Linked DNA regions of Homo sapiens: region 1 is linked to region 2. A link is a contact called in ENCODE Hi-C or POLR2A ChIA-PET data. All regions are on one chromosome and are shown on one strand. The core of a region is the stretch at or near the end of the contact, and the rest is flanking DNA. Distances in the headings are between cores, read along the strand shown.

Region 1 (5,305 bases), core at 2,647-5,146, 39 kb after region 2:
TATAGAAGGTTCACTATTATAAAGGTGATCGGCACATTTTTACCAATACAGGAATCACTGCTGAGGGAACTGAAAATGCTGTGGGGCTTTTCCACTGGGTTTCCCAATTTTATTCCAGATCCTTAATCTTTTTGTTAACTACATTTCTAGTTTTAACAAGCTAATTGCATGATATGGTTAGTAAGCCTATATGAGTTACATAGAATTTGTTTATAAAACCTAACTATATTGTTTCAGTCATTTCAAATAATCATAAATTTTACATTTTCCATTTTTAGAGTAATGATATTTTTAGATGCCTTTTTTTACTTCTTCAAATACATTCTTCATGATCTTGGAAAAGAGTCACATAAAGAGAAGCATTGCATGTTTAAAATAAGAAAGTGGGCCATTTATTTTTAGGAAAGGAGACTGAGACCACCAAATACAGAAGCAGGCTGGCAGTGTGGGCAAGTCTCCCAGGGATCAGAGACTGCAGCTTCCTCTGTGTTTTGCTTTGAAATATATTTCCACAAATGCTCCATAAATATTCATTAATAATGGTTAAGTTAGGAGTAACTAAGGAAAACTGCTCTCCGAGTGATCCCAGATGAAGAGGGAGCAAATGGAACGCAGGCTTCATAAGAACGTTTTTCTCCTCTGCCTGAGGAGTAAGATGAGACACTCATGGGAGACTGATGTCCTCTGTCCAAATAACCCTTACCTACAAGGTGCTGCAGGCACCCAGAGGCCGTAGTGGGTTCCACAGCCCTCTGCTTCTCACAGCCAGCTGAACTTGATAAGGCAGTCTCACAGCCAGCCGAACTTGATAAGGCAGATACCCACTTCATCTTAGTTGACTGAGTGATAAACAACAAATCACATGAGCTGCTCGTGCCTACATTACTGAAGGATCATTGATTCTGTTTCAAGTTTCCTCTTGACATACACGTGCACCTGTGCAAACACACACACGTATACACACACTCACGAATCAGTGTCTGTCTCAAATGTAACGCCTTGGAGAACTGGACTATTACATAGGAGCTGTTTTTCGGATTTTGCCATGTTTTAATATACTGACATTCTTCTAAGGATCTCCATATTTCAATAGTTGGATCTTTCAGTAATGGTGATTACAATGCCTTAAAATTTCAAAGAATTGTAATTTTCAGTTTGTATATTTTACCATTTTTTAAAAAGCCAAAACAAGTGAAGAAATAATTTTATGCTTAAGTCAGTAGCATACATAAACATTTGTTACATAAAAGTAGTATGCAGTTTTTTTTTGTTGTTTTTTTTTTTTTGAGACAGAGTCTTGCTCTGTCACCCAGGCTGGAGTGCAGTGGTACCATCTCAGCTCACTGCAACCTCCACCTCATAGGTTCAAGTGAATCTCCTGCCTCAGCCTCCCGAGTAGCTGGGATTACAAGTGTGCTCCACACGCCTGGCTAATTTTTGTGATTGTAGCAGAGGCGGCGTTTTGCCATGTTGGTCAAGCTGGTCTCAAACTCCTGACCTCAAGTGATCCACCTGCTTCGGCCTCCCAAAGTGCTGGGATTACAGGCGCAAGCCACCGCGCCTGGCCTATGTGTGCAATTCTTAAAGCTGTTATGGGAGAAAGGAACCCAAATGAAAATTGAGTGAGTACTGCAAGCCTTTGAATAATGAGATAGATCTATTGGATTTCAATGGCAAAGCTGCAGGTAACTCACTAATGAATCATCTATTACATACATTTCACAATAACAACAAATTCAATATTTTGGGAAGCAGGGAATAACCCACAAATCATGTAAATGATTTCATTCTGTATTTTGAATGTTATTGAAATAAGTCCTCTTACCATACTCTTCAATATTGACAAGTATTATCTCAAAAATTCTCTAGCTTATAGGTAATGGCTGACCCCTTTGGGCAGCTGATCGTGACGGTTAACACTTTGTTCTTTCCATTACATTGGAGGATGAATCCTTCTTTTATTCAGAGAACAGACCCTTTAAGCAAGAGAAAACTAATGAAACATCAGGAAAACAGTCTGTTTTAGAAATTCTAACTTAATTCTCTCTGTGACAGAAGCAACAGCTTGATTTTCGTTTTGTCAGCTTCAGCATTGGCTGTCAAAGGCAGCTCTGGAATTAGCATTTCCTGAGCCGCATCCATAGGTGTCTTACTCTGCATCCACGTAGTTCAGAAAGAAAAAATGCAAGGAAACTTTCAAGTAGAATTGTTTAATGTTATCATTTATAAAAGAATATGAGTCAAATATCCTGGCAGAAACAAACCTTCAAAGCTAAATCACTGTGTGTTCCCATCAAGGCATTTTGATAGCCAATATGATTCTTTTTTCCCATTAATTGCATTATGCCAAGAAAGGATGGAAAGGAAAAACAGCATAGAAATATAAAATATTGGCAGCCATTCTGTATCTCCCTCCAAACCTGTTCGTTCATAAAGCCTATACTTTTAGAATGTTATCATGTAATACAAAGAGGAACTTCCTATATCAAATGTTAGTTCTTTTGAATATAAATATCCTACAGTTGACAGAATAATTTTATTTTCCTTAATGACAACTAGAGTGCATATTAATATGAAAGCTTTCAAAAGAAATATTGATTTAAAATAACAATATTTGGGTCAGCATGCTATAGAGTGTTGAAATAATATTAGCCTTAAAAGTTAATAACAAATAATAATGAATTAGAATGCCAAAATATTGCCCAACACATTCTGTCAACACGTATATGAACACAGCAGGAAATCCAAAACAAAAGCTAATTTATAGAGAACTCTGTGTTCCTAATGACAGTTTAGACCAGTAGGGGTCCAAGTTACAAACTGCAGTCTTCACATGCGATACTTTCATTTTACATTGAAAGCTTGGTTGCACTCTGGATACATGTAGCCAATCAAATGATTGCCCTATATTTAAGAGTATTTTTCTTATTTTTTTCTGTGAAATCTGATTATTAGCACATGAAATACACATGTGCATCGTGTATATTTATGTATTCATGAAATTGATACATAAAATGAAACAATTCTGCATTCAAAGCCCAAGATATCCAAGGAATCGTATGTATAACATGATAGTTTGACTCTATGCAATGTAGTTTTAAAAATTAAAATCAAGAACAACATCGGTATTCTAATGTGTTGACATCTTATTGATGCCAGATATTTTTCCCTGTGCTCAATAATTTAGCCTAAATATTTGTATTTTAAAATATATTAACATCATAGAATATAAATCTGGAAGAGACCTTAGAGGTCATCTAGTGCAAACCCTTCAGATTTTCTTTGTAAATGAGAGAGCCAAGCCTCAGAAAGATCCAGTAACTTGCCAAAGTTCCACAATTATTTAAAGCCAGAATTCAGACAGGGACTCCAGTCTCTTTTAATACAAACAAAAGGCCCCACAAGATGCAATAGACAATCTGTGTTGAAAACAATGTACTTACCTATGTAATGTCAGACTCTGATTTTATTTTCTGCAACTTAATATGTTCCTAATGAATCTTTCTCAGAAAGATTCCTTTTGGAAGTGTACCACAGTGAATGTGAAGTGAATTGCAAGAAAGGGAAACTCTACATCCTTGCTTGCTTTGATGAAGTTTTGAGGTTTGGGAGACTAAACAAAATGGAATGGCAGGCATTTTCAGCATGGTATTTTTAAAGTCAGTTTTTCTTATCAGACTCTCTTTCCCATATTACCTCATCCTCTTTGTCTTTGTGAGAATGTTCACTTGATCTTGTAATATTAAACAGCGTTTAGCCAACCCTGGCAGGCCCTCCCAGCACGCTACTCTGTGTTGCCAAAACCTTAGAGCACACTCCTCAGGGTTCTGGTGGCACACACCACCTTCAGGTGACTGATGGCTGGGTGCTCGGGTCTGTGTTCCCTTCACAACATCCCCTGTAATTTGCTCCAAGGTTCTGGCAATTGCTGGACTATGTCACCAGCTGTCATCACCCTTCCTTCCCATCCATTTTTGGCAGGATCTGGGGACTCAAGCATGCCAGTAGAAATAATAGTAGCTGTGGTAACAACTTCAGTGGCATGGTCCCCAGAGACGAGATCAAAATTTGGCACCTTTTTCTCTCAACATGGAGCTAAAAATGGCACTGAATTTGTTACTTGGTGGTATATAATTTTCTTTAATTACACATTTTTGGTTTCAAGTGTTCCACATGCTGGCTTTTAAGTGTGACACCAACATATACGGGTTAAAAACAATGGCATGCCCCCTTTTTATTTTATGGGGAGGAGGTGAAATAACTATAATACCATGGATTCCGTTCGTCTCCAGCCTTGGAAAATAAAAGGAATGCATGCTGTAATTTCTCTCACTTTAATGGTCTTTGTGTGTGAAAAAAAATTCCTTCATAAAATTTTACTGATAAATCTTTATTAACATATTGTCTCAAAATTATTTCAATTAATAAGGTTTTTTCTTAATTATTGGAAAAATCTACAGAAACATACTAAGAGTTTGCAGAATAATTTTTTAATTACATAAGAAAGATTTAATTTTTAACATCTGAAAATGGTTACAGTTCATGAATACCACAAGACAACCTAAAAAGATGCAGTCTAGAGTAGCCTATTTGGCTGTTAGTAACAGAGGTTTTGACCACGATCAATGACTTCATATCCATGTTAGTCACTCCTGAGTTGATATTACTATAATTTTTTTTTCTCATTGACTTGGGTGATAGTATAAAAAGTATACTCATTAATTTTATAGATGACAAATGTCAGATGTTACAACTTATTTTAAAGGGATCCCTGTGCTACTTCAAACTTTACTAAAGACAAAGCAAATGGTTTTTATCTTCATAATTGTTTTGTTTTCTGGGTTTCTTTTTTCTGTTCATGATATCAGTGACTTCACTGCCCAGGCTAAAGTGATATCATGAACAGAAAAGAGAAACCCAGAAAGCAAAACAATTATGAAGGTAAAGACCATTTATTTTGTCTTTAGTAAAGTTTGAAGTACCACAGGATTTCTAGGTAGGTCTAGTAGAAAAATGTAAAGTTTGAAGTATAGCCCAGTCAGGAAAGAATTCAGTGTTAAGAGATACATATTTCAAAGTCATCCATCCACATGGAATTGGAAGTTGATATTATAAAAGTGGTTAACATGAAAGGAAGGTCAAGGAAGGACTTTGGCAAATGTCTATATTTTGGGGAATACATGGAGGGAGGCATTGTATAAGTCAGGAGTAGGCAGGTTATGAAGTGGTAAAAACAACCCTAAAAACCTAAATGGCTGTATCAGTTTGTAATTGCAACTGGGCCCAACTTAGCTGGGTGCCTCTG
Region 2 (5,544 bases), core at 1,164-3,663:
CGATTCACTATTGTCATTTGGAAAAAATTTATTAGGAAAAAAGTAATTTTCCAGTTGAGTCATCAGATTGAATATGGATATTACATTGTAGTTGACAATAATTGTTTTGACAAATATTTATGAAATATGTCAAATTAAATCCTCAGAAACGTGTTTAATTTTAGTGATGTTATAAAACACAAAAGCCTCAAAAACTGTCAGTAGGAGAGTTAGCATTCCGTGAAACCATGTCTTCCAGTGAATTTGGAATAATTTTGAGAAGAGTAAGATGCGTTCTTGTTATTCGTCTTATTGCACTGGAAATTTTGATTGATGAGACTTTAAAGAAAGAAAGTAGTTGGTTAGAAGAAAATCCACTGTAGCCATATGTGAAATTGTAGCTGGTTTCTCTATATTCAGACCATATAAGAAATCACTCCCATGGTGAGTAGTTACTGAGATTTTCTTCCATTTCAAAGTAATGCCATTAATGAATCATCAATGGAATTAATATTATACAGTTTTATGAGTTTCAGGGAGGAAATCAACCGCTGATATGATCTCACTAATAAATATACAGAATAATTAATCTAAAAATTTGTTGTTACACTAACAAATTTTAATCTGCAGTATAGTTTTGTTGTTTTCTCGTTATCCAAAGTTCACATCTTACAGTGTCGCTAATCAAAAGAAATGATATTTCAACTTGCAGTACTCAGTGAGTGAAGCTAAGCAGTGATGTGAAAATCTCACACTGTACCGACACAGTACTACTGTGGTTTCTTTAATAGTCTCACTTGGTTGGAACTCTGGAGGTGAAGAACCAGTCTTATTTATCATTGATTTTTCCTTCTTTTAGTTAAGGTTCCCTATTGAGTATGATTCTCAGACTCAGTTTCAGCTATATTAACAACTTTATCCAGACTTGTGTCTGCCTTTAACTATTTTTTAATCTAGTGTATTGTTTCATCTTTGGCAATTATTTATATATATATATATATATACACACACACACCGATTTTGCTAATTCTCACTTTTTCTGAAACTGCCACTTAAAGGTTATAAGCTATGAAGTTTAAAATTCAGTTACGAATAAATAAGAATCTCTATATTTTTCTCTTAGTTCCTCCCCCTTTTCTCTTTTCAGCACAAATTGATAGTAATTGGTTACAAAATGGCATGTAATAACCCTTGAAAATCTCAGTGATTTGTAGACTTACAGTTTATGTGAATTGCTGGAAAAGGCATAAAAGGATTTTCTACTTTGTCCTATATGTTTCAGTATAGCTATCATTTTGATTTATTCAAAAGCATTCTTTTTCACCAGGCAGTTTCTTGCTTCCATAAAAATGTTTATTTCCTTTCTCTAATGAATTTAACATTTGCTCCTGCTGGAGACAATCAATGTGACTGTGTACTGTACATTCCCACTCAGTGAATAGAATACTTCTGGTCTATAATCTCCAGTGACTTTCAGATCTCCTAGAGTCACACTGAGATCCAAAAATGCCTTTGCAGTTCATAAGCATCTCCTTATTATGTCATCATTTCCTATTAACAATCGGTCCCTATGTATAATACCAAGTGCTTGCTTACAATTTTCCTGAAAATTCCTTTTCTTTGAGCTCACTATTTGTTATACTTTGGATTATTCACTTTTAGGGCATTGGAGAGCCTATAGCTTGCCCTTTGTTTATTTTATACTTCAGCTGCTTCAGTATGTAATAATAGCTGCTACAAGAATACAGAGCAGCTGAGCAAACGCTTAGAATTGGCCCAGTACAGCAGCAGCACTTAAAGGTATGGTACAGTAACTCTCATTGAGAAGCCTTGTCCTTCAGCAACTGTAAAGTTAATTGCCTGCAAGTTCCTCATTTATATACGTGAATTAAACAGCTTAGTAGTTACCTATTAGATGTTAACAAAACGGTTCATTTGTAGCCATTTAATAAAAGATTTATTAAAGTCTTGTTTTATTATGAAGCCTACTTTGGCATGGATAGTTCATTAGTTATGTTCCCATAGCTTTTTACCTTCTAGTTCAGTAATGCTTTGCTAATTATTAATGTATGAAATTGCATATTAAATTGCCTCTTTATTAGTGCATTTTTTATTTCAATATTGAGATGTCTTGAGCCGCATTAATGTGAGATCAATTGTTAACGTCGTTAAAAAAACAGAATACCTAAACAGAGATATTGTTTACTAAACTAAGATATGATACTTTTTTCTCTTTTTATCTTCTTTAAAATGGTTGTAGGGAAGGTAAAAACAGTCATACACACACCGGGTCTGAGTCAGCCTTGCTGACGTGTGTCTGCATCCTATATGGGGTAGCTTTCCTGCCCCAGAGGAAACCTTTCCCAGCTGAAGAATTAACCTCCACCCACTTACTGATAACTAATAAACTACCATTAGTGAGGTAGTAAGTAGTGGAATCCTCCGTAATTAAAGATACAACTTCAAGTAAAATATGCCTGGGAAGGTAGCTCGATGACTAAGGTTGACTGACTGATGCTGATGCCATATGCTTTTGTTAAAGACAGCTTGGGGAGACACAGGGTACCTGTGGGGAAAAGGAATATTACTGAATATGGAAAAGAGGTCCAAAAATGAAGAACCTAAGGTTACTTAACAAAAATTTCAAAATTGGACCTGGGCCAATGGTAGGAAATTCTTAAAGTTTCACCATCATCATTTATTTAAAAAAAAAAAAAAAAGGGAAAGTCAACTTAAATTATATACTAATGAATAGTAAAAAATCACTTGGATTCTAAGTCTCTTAAAATATGGCACCTTTTATAACTTAGTATTTCTTAAGAGGACTAGGAAGGGATATTGTTTATTTGTGAGAATGGGAAGAAACATGAAGAGGGAGATATAAAGTTCAAGAATTTGCTGTGTGCTGTTAATATTTAAGGCCTATTTCAAGCCCTGGCTAAAAAAACCTTTGTCTCAGAGAGAGGAGGATAATTGAGGAAGCTATTGTAAGCTTAATTCAGTGCCTAAGCTCTGTGGTGACCATATAGTTCATTACTAAAGCCAGGACACTTGCAGAGTGAGAAGGGGCCATATCAACAGTTACCCTGGAATTGCAGCATAAACTGATAGCTGTACCAGGCAAAGAGGGACGTGTGATTACCACACTAAGTTTTATTTCCAAGAGTAAAGTTAATTTTAAGTCCAAATTTTCTTATGCCTTAGATAAATAAGAATAAGAAATCAAACGAGAAAGGCAGGTTGAATGCAGGTAAGGCTCCAGACTTGAACATTTCTAATAGTTTCTATTGCTAACTTAGAGCAAATATTTAAACTTTTATTGACCCCCTTCGCAGAAAAAGCTTCTATTGGCCTCCAAAATATGTAGCTCCTAAAATAATACTTAAAATATTTGTCTTAATTTTCTTCTCAGAGTTTCAAGAGAACACTTATCACAATATCAAGAGAACAAGAGGTAGCAGGCCGGGCGTGGTGGCTCACGCCTGTAATCCCAGCACTTTGGGAGGCCGAGGCGGGTGGATCACCTGAGGTCAGGAGTTTGAGACCAGCCTGGCCAACATGGTGAAACCCCGTCTCTACGAAAAATACAAAAATTAGCCAGGCGGGGTGGTGGGCACCTGTAATCTCAGCTACTTGGCAGGCTGAGGTGAGAGAATCTCTTGAACCCGGGAGGCAGTGGTTGCAGTGAGCCAAGATCTCACCACTGCACTCCAGCCTGGGCGACAGAGGGAGACTCTGTCTCAAAAAAAAAAAAAAAAAAAAAAAAAGGTAGCGTATATAAAATATGGTCCTGAATTTACTCAAAGAATAAACATCTCTGTGTCTCCAGCAGCATTACAGTTTGGGTTTCCAAAACCATTCTCTCAGGCTGAAGTAGAGGCTTCATTCTAGGAAAGTTTGAGATAAAGTTTCAAAGATGGTTATTAAGATAAGTGAGAGTAAAAGCCCTATTTTTTAATGTGAGATTATTATTAACCACTTGTAATGCTGTAGCCTCAACTTGATTGTTTAGTGGGCGTCACGCCAATAATTAAAATGTGAAAGAAGGTTCTAGACCAATAGCAGCTCTCAAATGAAGGTCATTCTCAGGAGTCAGTATTGATATATATTCTAATTAAAACCTGGTGGATATAGTAGGGATACAAATCACAGTTTAGCGTCATGAGAAAAGCATATGCTTTAGAGACCTGGTTTGTAATCCTGCATCCACCATTTTCACTAACTATTTAAATGTGAGGTCACATATTTAAATGTGAAGTCAGTTTCCAATGCAATAATAATACCTACTCAAAATGATTTATAAGTGTGAAATGAAATAAAGTAAGTGGAGCACGTGGCACATGCTAGGTGTTCCGTAAATGTTTTTAAAATAATTACCAAATGGTAATAGCAGCCATTGTGAAGGGCACCTCATTGGTTAATACCTTTCATCATAAAGTAGCTCTCATCTCTCCAAACAATAAGAAAAGCATTTGTCTTAACTGAGATATTTTTGTCTAATTTATCTTTATGTGTTAGGTAGGCTAAACATGAAATTAAACCATGGTTAATTTTACTAGATTAAAATCTCTTAGTTTTCTCACTCTTCCCGTCGCTTAACAAAAAGTAGGTGGATTTTTGTAGGTAGGAACGCCCAGACTGTTAATTTTGTTCTTGAGAAGAAAAAAAATCTTCAAATAATAATGAAAGGCAACTATTCATATCCTTGAAACATTTAATTAACTAAAGTAATAAATGTTTGGAATGAATCAATAAAAGCCTTCATAGATGCATTGTCTTCACATCACTCAGAAGTGAGACCCCAGTTTTATTTAAGGTATTGAACGCTTTAGAGTCTTTTGTGCATGATAAAAGTACTGTACAATAGAGTGGGAGTGTTATTTTGTTTAATTGGAGTGAACCAGTTTCTTTTTAATAGCAATTAAGACACCAAGAAAGTATGCATTAATCATTTGCTATAGTCCTTAAGTGATATTGAAAGCGTAATTTCAATAAATTGCAGATACTGTATATTCTGATAATGTTTGGCTTTGGATAACCGTAATCTATATAAAATGTTCACACATGATCATCTTAATTTTCATGGTACCTGTAGAAATGAATTGTTAATTACTTCTAACACATTTTGAATCACACTTTTTTGAACGTGAACAGTGTAAAAGGTAATCTGTGCCTTTACTCTGGTCCTAGTCAGTGATTGCGATTAAGCCATTATCTTCATCTGAAAATGACCTGTCATTCTCAAGCACTTCTCTTCCTCTCGAGCAACTGTTTTGTGAGGCTTTTTAAAAATACCATTCACTAGTATTGTCTGTAAAAGTATGTCTCAGTCCTCTTTACTTGTGTATGTGTATGTATTTGTACATAAGTATGCATACATATTTTATGTCTACTTGACATCCTTGCTACCTGGTGATTTTATTTTTTCCTGGAATCAAGGTGTATTCAGTTTTTTTAAAGATTGATTGATTGATTGATTGATATTTTTTTGAGACGGGGCCTTGCTCTGTCACTCATGCTAGAGTGCATTGGCACAATCACGGCTCCCAGCAGTCTTGACCTCCC

What was found. A loop is a pair of places that touch in the nucleus more often than their neighbours do. ChIA-PET counts read pairs that join two places held with the same protein, here RNA polymerase II (POLR2A). Pooled maps may share reads with other maps.
Region 1: a map of IMR-90 shows a loop between it and region 2 (2.9-fold over the local background). The contact joins two enhancer-like sites. A Hi-C loop is called at or near these places in 1 of 168 maps with a recorded cell type or tissue (IMR-90) and 1 of 50 pooled maps. POLR2A ChIA-PET finds 5 or more read pairs at or near these places in 2 of 52 experiments (AG04450 and naive thymus-derived CD4-positive, alpha-beta T cell).

What each region holds. Positions count from the first base shown.
Region 1 is chr4:182,640,260-182,645,564 of GRCh38, forward strand. The region is part of intron 5 of TENM3 (teneurin transmembrane protein 3); the gene reads left to right. Among named protein-coding and RNA genes, the nearest start is that of DCTD, 270 kb to the right of the region's middle. Within about 2 kb of position 3,897, at least 3 of the 41 ENCODE cell types and tissues checked have a DNase peak (open chromatin) inside an H3K27ac peak, as active enhancers do.
Region 2 is chr4:182,602,803-182,608,346 of GRCh38, forward strand. The region is part of intron 4 of TENM3 (teneurin transmembrane protein 3); the gene reads left to right. Among named protein-coding and RNA genes, the nearest start is that of DCTD, 310 kb to the right of the region's middle. Within about 2 kb of position 2,414, at least 2 of the 41 ENCODE cell types and tissues checked have a DNase peak (open chromatin) inside an H3K27ac peak, as active enhancers do.